Regions from separate parts of the Homo sapiens genome. Here region 2 is linked to region 1. A link is a loop called in an ENCODE intact Hi-C map of the cell type or tissue named here. Cell type or tissue: MCF 10A. All regions are shown on one strand.

The links. Hi-C counts contacts between places; a loop is a spot of excess contacts. Peaks named below come from ENCODE experiments on the same cell type or tissue, not always from the same donor. Only the 100,000 strongest peaks of a DNase experiment are listed, where the experiment ranks them.
Region 2: a loop joins it to region 1, with 18 times the contacts of the local background. A loop is called at or near these places in 10 of 110 quality-filtered maps.

Annotation. Positions count from the first base shown.
Region 1 is chr12:111,021,135-111,029,134 of GRCh38, reverse strand. It overlaps LOC105369981 (a long non-coding RNA gene), which reads left to right and starts at 3,437. Exons shown (of 3, transcript XR_945338.2): 1 at 3,437-3,590. In MCF 10A, a CTCF peak has its summit at 4,791 (motif pointing left); a DNase peak (open chromatin) is centred at 4,754.
Region 2 is chr12:111,268,754-111,276,753 of GRCh38, reverse strand. The region is part of intron 4 of CUX2 (cut like homeobox 2); the gene reads right to left. Among named protein-coding and RNA genes, the nearest start is that of MIR6760, 31 kb to the left of the region's middle. In MCF 10A, CTCF peaks have their summits at 1,724 and 7,821 (motif pointing left); no DNase peak of the experiment used is centred here.

The DNA.
Region 1 (8,000 bases):
CCCAGGAAGCTGACCTCTGTGGACCACATTTCCCAGGCTTCCTTGCTCTCTGGCTTTCACTTGGGTTTGGCTAGTGGGAGGCCCTGGTAGGAAATAAGAAGGCAGGAGGAGAGAAGGTTGGGGTGCTCATTCCCCAGCTCCCTCCCTACTTTGCTGCCATTTTGGCTGTGACTGGGTCCTTCTACAGACGCAGTCCTTGTCAAGCTGTCCCTCTCCTGCTCTCACTGGGTCCCAGCAACTGCTCCCTCTTCCTCCTGCTTCAGGTCCGGGATGGAAATGGCTTTCCCCTGTTGCTGGCACCTGGTGGCCTCAACATTCCTCTGCCCACACCTCTTCAGATGGTCTCCTCATTTAAAAATCCCAGCCAAGGCTGGACACGGTGGCTCACACCTGTAATCCCAGCACTTTGGAAGGCCGAGGCAGATGAATCACTGGAGGTCAGGAGTTCAAGACCAGCCTGGCCAACATGGTGAAATCCTGTGTCTACTAAAAATACAAAAATTAGCTGGACGTGGTGGCAGGTACCTGTAAGCCCAGCTACTTGGGAGTCTAAGACAGGAGAATCACTTGAACCTGGGAAGTAGAGGTTGCAGTGAGCCGAGATCTCACCACTGCAATCCAGCCTGGGTGACAGAGCAAGACTCCATCTCAAAAAAAACAAAAAACAAAAAAATCCCAGCTGAGTGTCCCTGCTGGGGCCCTGACTGACCCCTACCACGGAACGCAATTCAATTGTTAAGAAAGTGAGGGCTATTTATATATGTTGAGGCATATATTTATATGTGTCTATGATATACGGTAAAGTAAACATAAGCAGGTTATAGAACAGCATTATGGAATAATCTCTTTCCTTAAAATGTGGTGCTTTGGGAAAAGTCAACAAAACTAGATATCAAATGGTTAACAGATATTAGTTCTGGAAAATGGGCTTACAGGCCCTTATCATTTCTTTTTTGTCACTGTTGCTTTTGTTTGTTTGTTTGTTTTGAGGCAGAGTCTTGCTCTGTTGCCCAGCCTGGAGTGCAGTGGTGCAAACATAGTTCATTGCAGCCTCAACCTCTTGGGCTCAAGAGATCCTCCCACTTCAGCTCCTGAAGTAGCTGGGACTATAGGTGCACATCACCATGTCCAGCTAATTTTTTACTTTATGTAGAGATGGGGTCTCTCTGTGACTCCAGCCATGTTGCCCAGGAGGTCTCAAACTCCTGGACTCAAGTGACCCTCCCATCTCAGCCTCCCACAGTGCTGGGATTACAGCCATGAGCCACCATGCCTGGATAATTTCTACATCATCATTTTAAGCTTTTTTATGAGCACAAATTTATTTTTTCATCAGGAATCTTCATTTGGTTGTGGGAGGGGTGGGGGTCTGTTTCTTCCTGGGACCCTGACTCATACACATACCACACCCACCTGAGATGTCTATAAAAGAAGAGCTGACTGAACAGCGAGATTCCCTGTTCATGGGCTGGAAGAATTAACAGGATGATGTCATTTCTCCTCAAATTAATTCATACATTTAAGGCAATTCCAATGAAAACCTCAATAAGAGTTTTCATGAAACGTGACAAGCCCATCTCAAAAATTCTTACAAAGATGCAAGGGTCAAGAACAGCCGAGGCAAGTTTGAGGAGTAACAAGATAGGAGAATCATTCCTATAAGAGAAGAAGACTTCTTATAAAGCTGTAATAACAGAGAGCAAGTAAGACACATTGACCCAGGGGACAAAATCAAAAGCCCAGAAACAGACTCATACAAATTTAGAACCAATACATGAGTAGATGGCAGAGCTGGCATAATAAACTAGTGGGGAAAGGATAGATTTCATTTTCAGTATGATGCTGGACCAGCTGGCTACCCATATGGGAAAAATACAATTAGATCTCTACCTCACACCATACACCAAGATCAACCCCAGGTGGAGATGTCGGCACACCATGAATTTGAAGAAATTCAACTAGTTCCTTTTTTCCAACAGCACAGAACATTGGAATGGAAGGATCATATTGTGATTAATCTGACTTCACTATACTATGTTTGTCTGCCTGTCTGTCTGTCTGTTTTAAAGCATCCTAATAGCTCTGGTCATGTAATAGCCCAGGATTCTTTCCCGAACTGGATTGTGGCCAGAACAAGGACTGAATTTTCTTTGAGTACCCCCGGAATGAAATGCCACTTGACAGCTGGCAGCTTCCAGGAGGTTTAGAGACACTTGCTCACCAAAGGTCAAATGTTCTAGAGGCCCCTGCTCTGTACAGCTCTTCCTTGGGCACACAACGTGCGAGCCTCTGAGAAGCTGGCCCCAGGGCAAGCACCTGCCTTCCAGGTCTGCCTTCCTATTTTAGCAGCCCAGTGCGTAAGTGAGACAGTGACTGAAGTCCTCAGAAACAATCACTGTGGAATTCCGGGCACCCATTTGACCCTCCATCTCACCCAGATCCCATTCTTCTGGCTTGGGCAGTGGCCCATTCCTCCATCAGCATCCAGAACTGTGGGCTCCCAAAGGCAACATCAGCCTTGTCTGTACTCTGCGAAGAACTGAGCCCTCCAGCACACCCCTTCACCCACCCAAACAAAACTCCACAATCGGGGCCCCCAAAGCCTCAATGAAGACTGCAGACTATTGCTACAGGTTTTCTTAAGGGCAAGGCATGGAGGGCTTACCGCCTTCAGATCCTCTTTGCTTCTTTCTCTCCCCTAAGTCCCCGTCATTAAAGCAGCCTCTCCAGGCTCTATTTTTAATTTCTCTCCCTACAAACAGCTCATTCGTCTTCTCTCTCTCATCGCTCACTCTCCAATTCTCCAGCTCCTTCTCCTCTTCTCCCTCTTCCTTTGTTCTTCTTCCTCCTTGGGCTCACATTTCTCCTCCCTCTTCTTCAAATCGGAGGTTCTCACATTTAGTCTCATCAGCAAAACATGGGCCTGGAGCCAAGCAAAAAAAGAAAGAAAGAATTCTTTTATTCCTTTGGTAAGCCAGGGATATGTGGATGCTTACATTTTCTCTGTCCCTCTCCACGATCATCATCATTGTCATCGTCATCATTGTTGTCATAATGGTGCCTACTATGCACTGAGGCCATCCCCAGCATTCTCCCCAAATCTCACATTGAGCATGCCTGTGTCCATTTTACAGATAAGTAAACTGAGGCTCAGAGAGGTGGAATAGCCCACCTGAGTTCACTCAGCAGGACGATGGCTGAGCACAATTTAGAAGCTGGTCAGGAAAACGTGCACCCTTTGGCAGCCCTGCTACAAAAGCCTGCTCTTCTCCTCCTCCCACCCTCCCTTCCTGCCCTGTTTAAGCTTCTGCTGCCAGTGCTCAGGGCAGGAGAGAAGCAGGGATAAAGATGCCATTCAGACAAATTGGAGCCAACGGGGGCAGGTGTTGGGGGGGGCACAAGTGGGAGGGGAGAAGGAACATGTCTGCTGCCCTGGCAGCCAGTCCCTGCCTTTCCACTCCCTCAATCCCCTTGGAACTTCTGGATTCTCAGCTCTTGGCTTCCGCAAACCAAAAACTGATCCACTTGGCCTCATGGGGCTGGGCTCGCTCTCCCCGTCATCTAATTTCCTTCCCTGACAGCATTTGGAGGTAAGCGTGGCTGTTTCCTCCCTTTAATAGCTGAGGAAATGGGGGATCAGAGAGGGTGAGTGACTTGTCCGAGGTCACCCAGCCTGTGAGCAACAAAGGCAGGGGTCAAAGCCTGTTCTCTTTGATGCCAAGGCTCCAGTTCTTGACTTTTAATGCCACCCCTTCCCTTTCTCGACTACCTCTAACTCCTTCGTGGGACCTTACATTTACTGCACAGCTGGTGAGGGGCTGAGTCAGGCCTGGAAGTCAGAGCCAATCCCCTCTTGCGGCCACAGATTCGGGCCACATTCCCCAGAGCTCTGAGCATCCAGGAGGAAGGTTCAAAGCTCTTCTCTGAAGGGTGAGTCTCCATCCCTCACACTGCAGAAACCTCTGAGTACTAAAGAATTCAGCATCTGGGGGAGCAAAATCCCCCCATTCAGTCACTCCCTAACCCAGGAAGCACATCCAGCCCCTCTTGCCACGCTGCCTGACCCAGGAAACACATCCAGCCCCTCTTGCCACACTCCTTGACCCACGAAGCACAACCAGCCCCGCTGCCACACTCCCTGACCCGGGAAGCACATCCAGCCCCTTGTGCCATGACTCTTCTTGCTCCAAGTCCTTGGCATCCATCAGGGTCTCTGGCAAATGTACCAGGCATTGGGGACCTCAAGAGGTCATTGGTTCCATCCCCTTGCCTCCATTTTTGGAGCCTAAGAAAGAGACTCTAAAATGAACCTCAGCACCCAAGGTCAGGGTCTAATCTGCCACCCATGTGCCCACACCCTTTTCTGCACACACTCACATATGTACATATTTGCACATATGTGCACACACAGATGCACAGATAGACATCTGCACATGCTCCTGTCTACACTTGCTCACACCTGCACTCACCTATTCTGCACTGCTCACATGTATTCATGTTTGCACATAAATGAACACACACATGCACACACACCTGCATGTCCCATGCACATCTTTTCATGCACATTTGCACACGAGCCAGAAACAGGTTTTCTGAGACATGGCTGTGTGCTCACACACACGTTTGCACAGCTTGCGTGTGCACACGAGTGAGTATCCTGCCAAGATACAGGCAGGAGGGTATGTCCAGTTGTACCTTCCCTTCCCTGGGTGGGGCAGCCTGGCCTCTCCTGGGGCTTCCCGGAGCCTGGCCTTTGGCAAAAGCCCCACCTGGTGGACACTCGGTGTATACGCCAAGCCTGGGCGCCCTTGGGACCTGAATGAGGGCTCTGGGCAGCCCCCAACCTGACTGGTGATAACTGAGGGAGCCCAAAGCTAGACTTGGGGGCACCCCTACCCACTTAAAGCTTCCTTCTCTCCTCCTATCTTTTCCTTTCCCCAAGCAGCAATTTCCTTGCCCAAGACAAAAAAGAGGATCAGATCCAGAGGCAGGGGTTTGAGTCGCTGCTCTGTCACTCGCTGGCTTCTCCCAGGCCCCATCCACCGAGCTGTAAAATGGGTGTAAAGTTCTCAAACAGATATTCAGAGGAAGGAGATAACACCAGAACGCAAAGCAATTGCTATGTATCTCAGGACAGAGCCTAGGACGAGTCTGAAGTCAGACCCAAGCCCAAATGAGGATGCAAACCCCAGCTGTGCCTCTTCCTTGGTGTGTGACCCTGGGTGAGTCACTCCACCTGCCTGAACCTGTTTCTTCAGCTGTAAAGTGGGTCAAAACCCCCAAAAGGGTGGTTGGAAGAAACCATCAACATCGTGGAAGCGAAGTCTGTTTCCCTCCTCCTTCCTCCCAAACCAAACACAAGAATGCTTAGGGACTGCAAGAAGCAGGTCTGGAATCACAGCAACCAGGTTTGAACTCTGATTTGAATCCTACCTCTGCCACTTTGTAGTTGTGACCTTGGGCAAGTTGCTTTACCTCTCTCCAACTCCTGGCCTCAAGCCATCCTCCCCGCTGAGCCTTTCAAAGTGCTGGATTCAGGCATGAGCCACTCCACCTGGCCATCACTCCACCTTTATGAACCTCAGTTTCCCAGTCTGGTTAATGGGGACCTCCTAGTGTTGTGACAATAAGACAATGCATGCGAAGAGCCTGGCAACCACAGGTGCCCCCTGAATGCAGGCTGCATGATCAGCATCGATGTTTGGGGGAAATGAGTGATACTTGGAGGCCTGGGTGGAGCTGACCCTTAGGAGCCCAATATAATACTTACATCATTCAAATCAATTATAATTAATCACTATGTGCTAGGCACTGATCTAAGCACCAAGAATTAATTCATATAACTTCATAACGACCCCACAGGTAGGCACTTTTATTACTATTTTTGAGACAGGTCTCACTCTGTTGCCTAGGCTAGAGTGCACTGGTACAATCACAGCTCACTGCAGCCTCGAACTCCTGGGCTCAAGCGATCCTCCCGTCTCAGCCTCCTGAGCAGCCAAGACTATAGGTATGTGTGCCACCATATCCAGCTAATTTTTTTTTTTTTAAGAGATGGAGTCTCACTATGTTGCCCAGGCTGGTCTCAAACTCCCTGGCTCAAGCGATCCTCCCACCTGGGCCTCTCAAAGTGCTAGGATTACACGTAGGAGCTACCACACCCAGCCAGCACTTTTATTATTATCCCCATTTTACAGATGAGGACACTGAAGGCACAGAGGGGAAGTAACTTGTCCAGGGTCATGGAGCTAGACAGTGAATTAAAATCCAGACAGGCTAACTCCAGAGCCCTCTGGATTTCTCCCTTTTCCTACTCCCACCGAGCTGTCATAACTGCTTGGACCTCCCAGCCTCCCCCAGGTCTAGAAGCTTCTCTAGGAGCTGAAGTCTGTTTTAGAGGGCAAGTCCTCCACCACAAGAAGCCCCAGCAGGCCTACACTTCCTTCCAATCTCCAGGGGCCACATGGCCACATAAGCATCATGTGTCTCCTGGGGACTATGGAATTAAGATAATCTCAGGGAAGTAATAAACATGATGGAAATGATGCTCATGAAAGAGCATCTGCTAATCCTGGGAGCCCGTGTCAGAAAACTTGCATCTGCTAGATGTTGCTAAGTAGTGTGAAGGTTGGGGGAAACCTGGCTGGTGGGGCCTCGCCCCACTGCTGAAGCAACGCCATGGGGCAGAGGGACAGATGGCGGCCCAGACAAGAAGCTATTAGAAAAGAGAGATTCTGCAAGGGAAAGTGTGCACCCCACACTTTAGTTAAAAGTCAATGGAAAATGACTGCCCGATGATGCCAGCAATAGAGGGGTCAACTTTCAATGTGGCAGGGGGTGGTGCAGGAGCTACTGGCTTTGAATCCTGATTCTGCGACTACCTGGCTGCGTCTAAGTCCGGTTGCTTAACCTCTCTGGACATCAGCTTAATTTGGACGCGGTGGCTCATGTCTGTAATCCCAGCACTTTGGGAGGCCAAGGTGGGTGGATCACTTGAGGTCAGGAGTTGGAGACCAGCCTGACCAACATGGCGAAACCCCATCTCTACCAAAAATATAAAAAATTAGCCGGGCATGATGGTGGGCGCTTGTAATCCCAGCTACTCAGGAGGCTGAAGCAGGAGAATCGCTTGAACTTGGGAGATGGAGGTTGCAGTGAGCCGAGATTGTGCCACTGCACTCCAGCCTGGGTGACAGAGTGAGACCTTGTTCAAGGAAAAAAAAAAAAGAAAGAAAATGAGAATAATAATACCTGCCTGTGGTAGATGGTGTCACTGGCACCAGTTCTTCCCCTTCCCTCTCTGTGTGCCCAATGCCAGATGACTTCGAATGACCTTCCCACTGTGGGTGAGGGTGATTTTCCTGCCTCTTGATCTTGAACTTGGCAATGTGAGCTGCTTTGGCACACAGAACGAGGCAGAAGTGTTGGTCTGCTGGTTCTGAGCCCACGTCTCAAGAAATGTTGTGTGCTTCATTTGTTTTTTGGGCCATGGCCTTTGCCATGGAAAGAACATTTTTGGGCTAGCCCACTGGTCCCAGGAGAAGGCTGCAAGACCTAAGGGTAGGGAGGAGGCAGGGTTTCTGAATGGCAGGTTGGGGGAAGCCTCTGGCACCCAGAAACACCTGCTGAGGACTGGTCCGTGGCTAAGAAACCAACATCTCACGCACTGAGTCTCTATGCTGTGGGTCCTACTTGTAACTGCAGCAGATGGATCTATAGCCATCCCCCTGGAAGCTGGACCCAGCACCCCTTCCTGAGCCAATCCTGTGGCTTTGCCAACCTGGATGAACCCCTGAGGTCACACAGCCTGGGCACCATGGGACTTTGTGCTTTCAGCTGCTGTAGCCCCCTGACCTAAGACTATGGGCTCCTTGCAATTAGCTGTGGGTTCCCATTGAGTCCACCCTTAGGCCATCCAACTGCCTTGAGGGGACCCACTCTGGCCCAGGAATGAGGTTCCCTGGTGCTCCTGCCAGTCTTCCTGGTGGCCTGCGCCACTT
Region 2 (8,000 bases), 250 kb before region 1:
ATCGCCTGAACCCAGGAGGTTGCAGTGAGCCGAGATGGTGCCACTGCACTCCAGCCTGGGCAACAGAGTGAGGCTCCGTCTCAAAACAAAACAAAACAAAACAAAACAAACAAACAAACAAACAAAAAGGAAACAACTACGTGAGCTATCACTATCACCCCCCTTTTCCAGATGAGAACACTGAGGCCTAGCCGAGGGAACCCACTTGCTCAAGGTCACTAGGCAAGAAAAAGTCAGAGGTGGATTTGAACCCAGGCCTTTCCACCAAGCCAATGCGACCCAAATGCCAGACTCTGGTGTATTCCCTTTATAACTTCTGCTGTGTCCATATGCCTCCGAAAGATGATTAACTTGACATCTGCCCTATGTGACTCACTTTTTATTTATTTTTATTTTGAGACAGCATTTTCACACTGTCATCCAGGCTGGAGTACAGTGGTGCAATCCTGGCAGCTCACTGCAGCCTCGACCCCTTGGGCTCATGTGATCCTCCCACCTCAGCCTCCCCAAGTAGCTAGGACTACAGGCACGCGTCACCATGCCCAGCTATTTTTAAAATTTTTTGTAGAGACAGAGTCTTGCTGTGTTGCCCAGGCTGGTCTCAAACTCCTGGACTCAAGCAATCCTCCCGCCTCAGCCTTCCAAAGTGCTTTGATTACAGGCATGAGCTAGTGTGCCCGGGCTGACTCACTTTTTAAAAATATATATATTTTAAAGTAATGTTTTATCTCACTTTCATAAATAGAAAATCGGGATCTTGTATCATAAGTAGAAGGTGCTTCAACCATAAAAATAAAGGCAAGGAGAAAAACAAAACAAAACAGAAAATGGATGTTACTGAATCTGAATTTTCGTTAGACCCTGTGGCCTGCCCAAGACCTTGAGCCTGGGCCGCCTCTCCTGAGGTTCAAAGGGGAGAGCTGGTGGCGTGGAGGTGTTGAAGATGCTCCAGTACCTGGCTGAGGCTTTACTCAGAGGGGAGCAGAAAGGTGGCACCCGCACATCCTGCAATGTGTTCAAAGTTTCAGTCTTGGGTCCGGGTACACCCAGGCTGTCTCCAGTATCATGTGGACTCCGCACTTGGGGAAATACTAGGTGCTGCCAAGCCCCCGACCTCTAAAATCATGCCCCCACTCCAGCATCTGGCAAGCCTGGTATCCTAGTGTCAGGAGAAGTGACAGGGCATCCGTGCAGCTCCTTGCCTGGAGCCAGCGATGCAGGTTTCTGTTGGGCTCAGCACTTCTCCCGGAAGCCTTCCAGCCGACACATGCGGCTGCCCAGAGCTGCCAGCCCCACGCAGGGGTGTGAGCGGGACTTCATTTCCCTACTCACTCCCACAATACACAGATGGTCAATAGACAGACCAGGGCAGTGGCCACGATGATCAAACAGCCTCAGATCCAACCTGGATGTACAGACCCCAAATCTAAAGTGTTTAAATACAACAGACCCTTCTGATGAGCTGATGAGTGGCAGACTTGGATCCACTATGAGCCATCAGAGATGGCAGGTCCTGATGGGCGTGCAGGGATGGGGGACACCGTGGGGAAGTGTACCCGCCTTTGTCCGACACACATCAACCTGCTCTGGGGCACAAACTACTTAGTAAAATGGCTAATTCATTTGGTTACATGGGATCCAAACCCATAGAGAACACAGTCAAAGGACTGATAATATCTGAAGACCACACCAGGCTTTCTAAAGGCACTGTCAGGGAGGTGGGTACAACTTCGCCTATTCCATCTTTCACCACTAGCTGATGCTATTGGTGGTTTTTTTTTGTTTTTTTGTTTTTTTTTTTTGAATCATGGAGGGGGTTGGGGAATCTAGAGCTGTCTCTATCCTCCCACTATGTCCATCTGAAGGAAAGTGGCATTTGGAGCTTTTTTAGGAAACACAGAGCCGGAAAGGCTGTCCGAGAGGCTGTTTAGAAACACATTTATGCAGAAGTATGCGTGCACCCCTCCAAAATATCTTCGAGACAGAAGCCTTCTCCCATCTGGGCCCAGGCTCCGGGCGCCTGCGGGGGTGGGAGGCTCAGGCTATTGATGGTGGCAGCGAGACTAACTTTGATCCTTTAATCTAAACTTTTCAATAGCAGATGGGGTGCCAAGCCTTTATATGCAGCTGTGAGCCATGTGTCTACCCACTCCTTTCTTGGGGCAGTTGGCAGTGGGGCTGGCGGGGGGTTCCTCCTGGCTTGGACAGGGACAGAGGGCTGGGAATGAGGGTCTTCTTTCTTGGCACTGGGTGCTGATGGTAATAATAATACCACCACCACCAGCACCAACAGCAGCAGCCACTGTTTACTGAGCATTTACTATGTGCCAGACACCCAGCTAAGGACTTTACAGTCCTCACCTTACTCAGCCCTCCCAGTGGCACTGGGAGGTAAGTCTGCTTTCCAAAGGAGGAAACAGCTGCTCAGAGAGGTTGGCTGAGCCAGTTACTCAAGGCCACCCAGCCAGGGAATAGCACAGCCAGGACTCAAACCCACATGCCTTACAATAAAAATAAAGTTCTTCACCAGGCGCGGTAGCTCATGCCTGTAATCTCAGCACTTTGGGAGGCCGAGGTGGGTAGATCATCTGAGGTCAGCAGTTCAAGGCCAGCCTGGCCTATGGTGAAATCCCGTCTCTACTAAAAATATAAAAAACAAAAAACACCCAACAAAAAAACCCCCAAAAACAACAACAAAAAATCAAGTTCTTATATACTGAGCTGTACAGAAAGTTCCAGGAGGGCAGGGGTGGTGTCTGTTTTGCTCAACATTGTGCCCCTGTTGCTGACAGAGTGCCTGGCAAACAGTAGGCACTCAATATTTACTGAATGAATTGCATGGGGCAATGACTGCTGGGCACCATGTTTAGTGTTCTCTGTTGCTCACTGAACCCATCCAATGGCCCTTATAATGAGGGGAGGTCATTATCCACATTTTACATTGGGGAAACTGAGGCTCGGAGAAGTCAAGTGTGATGTGGGAAGCAAAATGGCAGCACAGGATTGGCCTGGCTCTGCAGGGAGGTTCTTCAACCTGGAGTCTTGCTCCTTTCTTCCTCCACTTGCCAGGTTGGGAGCTGTGTGACTGTCTCCCCAGAATGAAAGTTCCACTTGTTCTTCCTCGAGCACACATCTGCATTTCAGCAAAGGCTTCATCCTTCCAGCCTGGAACTTTTCAATCTACTGGCAGCAAAGACCCTTTAACTGTTTTTCACTCTTTTTAGAGCTCAAATCTCCAGTGGTTTTGTCCAAGCTCCTTGGATTTTTAAATTCCTCTTGCAACTGGGGTAGTGGGTAGGAGCTGGGTCGGGGCGGGTCTAGATTCAGGCTCCGTCACTTCTCTGCTGTGTGACCTTGGGCAAGTGGCTTGAATTATCTGAGCCTGTACTTCTTCAGCTTCCCAGTGAGGAAGGATGATGGAACCTACCTCCCAGGGTATGGGTGTGTGTGGAATCAGTGAATTTGTATCTGTAAGGGCCGAACACACTGCCTGACACACAGAAAGTACCCCAGAAATGACCTCCACATGGTGGCACTTCAACCTTTAAAACCAGGTCCAAAGGCCTCCCTCTCTGAGGCCTCTGCCAGCCATCCTTCCTTGAAGCCTGCTTTCTGTTGTGTATTCTGGTTGTCTGTCTTTGGGTCATGTTGTCCTTGCTGAACCCGAGAGTCTCCAAGGGCAGGCCTGGACTTGAGCTTGAGTTCCCACAGGGCTAGGCACATAGCAAGCACTCAGAGCATAAGCTAATGAGACGCCACGGCTCGAATGCCTGTCCTCCCTTCTGAAAGGGACTGGCCTTTACTGAACACCTCCCAGGCAGCAGCACCCGGCTGGATGCTTTCATTCAGTCCGCTCTCCAACCCTGAGCTGCTGGGAGGAGCAAAGTTTAGCCAGGGGGTCATGGGGAAAGGGTGCTCCTGGCTGAGGAAACGGCATGGGCAGAGGTGTGGCAGGAAATGGTGCGACACTGCCTTCTAAAGTTAGCTGTCACCTGGGTGTGGTGGCTCACATCTGTAATCCCAACACTTTGGGAGGCCGAGGCAGGTGGATCACCTGAAGTCGGGAGTTCGATACCAGCCTGACCAACATGGTGAAACCTTGTCTCTACTAAAAATACAAAATTAGCTGGGTGTAGTGGCATGTGCCTGTAATCCCAGCTACTCGGGAGGCTGAGGCATGAGAATTGCTTGAACCCTAGAGGCGGAGGTTGCAGTGAGCTGAGATTGCACCACTGCACTCCAGCCTGTGTGACAGAGTGAGACTACATCTCAGAAAATAATAATAATAATAATAAAGTTAACTGTCATCTTCAGGAAAATTGACATTGTTAAGTTTTTCCTTTTTTAACGGGTGAAATACTGTTTTATGCTAACCTTCAGTGTTCCACTGACCATTATGGGACTAACTGAGCAGAAGCGTGGGCATGGAGGAGGGAGAGGAGGAGGGAAGGAGGGAAGGTTAGCACAGACAACACTTTCTAATCGTAGAAAATCTCTATTTCCTGTAGCTGTGCAGGTGGCTTATCCACTAGATGGCACTGAAACGAGTTATTTGGGACAAAAACAAAGCTAAATGCTTCACCTCCCCTGCTACTTCTATCAATATCTATTATATTTCAGCTGGTTCAAATGTAAATGTTTAAAAATTAAGATCACAAAAGTACTAAAAAAACTCCTTATACCCTTGAGGCGAGAAAGATTTTTAAAAACAGGACCGGATATTCAGAAGCTACAAAGCAAAGATTTGCTAAGATTTCTTGCTTTCTGCAAATATTTTTTTGAATACCTGCTACATACAATAGACAAGAGACATTACACACTAAGTTGAGAAACAAAAGGCAAACCAGGGGAGAATATATGAAACATGTATACCTGGACAAAGGTTAATATCCCCCATATACAAAGAGTGTCTACAAATCAATAAGAAAATAATCTACTCTCTGGTAGAAAAAATCCACTCTCTGGGCTAAGGAGACATAAACCAGAGATTTCTAAAAGTATAAATATGAATGCTTTATAACATATGAAAAGATATTTAGTGAACTAGTAAGTAAAGGACTGCAATATAAAATCAGCAAGGAGAAAAACATTCTTATTCTGGTCACTGATCCTGGGGTTTGTGGTCAATACAAGGCTACAATGTACTTTTCCTTCCCAAATTTTCTTCTTGGTACAGCACAGTACCAATAGGGGATGTGTTCCCAAGCACCTTAACTGTCCAGAGTTGGAGAGGGGTTAGGTAAATTACAATACAGCTATACAAGGGATTGTTAGGCTTGTACAATGAATCAAAGTTACTTGGGATCTGTAATCACACAGGGAAATATGAGTGCTTCATGTCAGATAAAGGAAACAATTCAAAACGGTACATGTAGAATCAGCAACTGTTTTGAAAAAGTACACAGGGAAAAATCACGGAAAAGAAAAACAACAAAATGCTTTTCTAGCTGGTCGTTTTCCCTCTTTCTGTTTCTCTCTATTTTCTGAAGTTGACAGCATGCATATGCTACTTTTATAATCGAGGAGACAAATTTAAAAATTTTAAACGTTGTAGAGCATTTTCCTATTCTATAGGCTCAGGAACCCTGTTGCCTGCACCACTGCTTATCCAATGTCCCTGACAACAGACCGAACCTCGTAGAATCAATAGCAGACGCTTGTCACTCCTATAACTGTTATACCCTGATGTCAATGGGCTGCTGATTACTCAGCCCTGCGGAATGCTTTCATGTACAGCGTAGCGAATCCTCACGTCCACCCCTGAGTAGGTTCTATTACTATCCCTCTTCTAAAGACACAGAAACCAGAGCTCAGAGAGGTTAAAGCCCCTGGCCAAGGTCACACAGCACAAAACACCAAACTGAGAGTTCCACCCAGGTGTGTCAACCTCTATAGCCTGGGCACTGAGCACCTTCCTGATCAGCCTCCCCCCCAAGAGAAGGAGCAAGGTGAGAAATGTCTGCCAGGAATTGCAAATCTGCATCAGATTTGTAAAAACCAAAGCACAGTAGAAAACAACATTTTGGGGCACTCACCTGTCTCTTATCTCCTCAGCAATGTTCATCTGCCTGCCCTCTCATTTCCTCGTTCCTTGTTTTTTTTTTTTTTTTCCTTTTAACTAATCACTCAGTTAACAAGTTAGCCTTCTGAAGCTTGGGTCCGTACCTAGTGACTCTACGAGTGCGATAAAGGAATCAGCCATCACCAATACAGAAGTCAGAGAGGTTTAAATCACATCATCACCCACAACAATGACATTAATTATGCTTTTAACACGTTTTACTGCTTTTTTTTTCTCACTTCACGCCACATCTGTGTGAACAATATCCAAAAGATTTACGGTTTTCTTTCGTAATTACAGACATCCAGGCTGCACACTTATCAAAATACTTGCTGAGCCATCAGGCTCTGTCGTATTCTCTGCCAAAGATCTGTGTTGGCAGCAGTCACTCAAAACAAAAATGTTGAATCAGGACTTGTGTGGCTTCGGGTGGCGGGGAGGAGTATTTCGACAAATAATTTGCCTGTCAAGAAATATAAAAACAGGAGTGTGCGCGTCCCAGCGAATTTTCCAGGAGTGTTATTTTTATGGAGGGGGTTGGAGCTGGGGGGCCGGCAGTGAGCGGGGAAGCTGGAAGCGCCCAACACACATTTGACATTTGGTTCTTGTGTCTGAGGATAAAATTTAATGAGAACAAAAATATGTCTTCCTAATTCCCCTAAGAAATCATTAAAACATTTTGTTATGCTTAAATGTCTCGAAAATGAATTAGAGGCCCTAAAGGGGCTGTTCGTATGGTACGTCTCCATCAGTTAAGGCTCCTTGTTCTCTAAGTCGGTGACAGCTGGGGACAGCTCTCCCGCCCCTGCATTTCTGGGGAGGAGAGTTGGGAAATCAGACTCCTGGAGTCAGCACTGGGCTTGGAATGACCTTCCTGCTCCCGGGCTTTGGGGAAAGAGGAGAGAGGGTATATGGACCTTCCAGAAGGTTCCACAGCAATCTTGGGACCTTGAGTGGCCCCTGGCCTGTGACTGTTTTAACAGTCTTCTCTCCAGAAAGATGAGGGTCCCATAAGAACACCCCCCAAAATGAGGGCTCGTTTCCAAGTGGGGGGCCGTAAGACCCTTCTGTTTCCCTTTGTCTTCCTGCCTGTCTGTACCCCCAAGCACTAGACATGCTGGTGTCCCCCTGTGACTGTGATGACAGGCTATGTGACCGATGATCTGGTCACTTCTGCCACTCAAAGGTAAGCTTCTGAGGGCTGGGCCCATGTCTGTGTTTGTAGGGTCACAGCTGTGTTCCCAGTGTCCAGCAAGTGCCGGGCACACAGTAGGCACTCAATAAATGCTATCTGAGTAAACAACACAAGATGTGCATGGAAGGGGGGTCTCACTGATGAAGTATCTTTTTGCTCCAATAACCTTTCCTCCCGTTTTTGCTGCTGAGTCTTATTTCTAATATTCAACAATTATTAGGTGCCTACTGTGTACCAGGTTCTGGGTATACGAATTTAGTATGATTTAGTCCGAGGCCTGGTGCATTTCACATCTCCTAGGAAAGCTGGACACATATATGATAAGGAGAATAGTTAACACTTAGTAAGCACCTGCTGTATACTGTGAACCTTGATGCCTCCAAATAACAGCACGAGGCAGGTTCTAATATTATTCTCAATTTATGGAAGAGGAGACTGCAGCTCAGGAAGGTGAATTAATTCCTCTGCAGTCACGCAGTAAGTGACACAAACAGGATTTGAATCTGGGTCTTTGAGCCTGAAAGCACACGCATATCTCAGCGCTGCCCCCTCGTGTTACAACTGAGGTACTACGGGGTGCCGTGGGAGAGCGCTGCCTGGGGACCCCTGGGAGGCATCTCTGGGGTCTGTACAGGGTCATCCTCCAGTGTCATTTGTCGCTGACACAGTGGGACCCAAAGGATCGAAAAGGGTGGGAAATAAGAGGGTGTCTTTTTCTAGATATCACTGATGAGAGCGGAGACA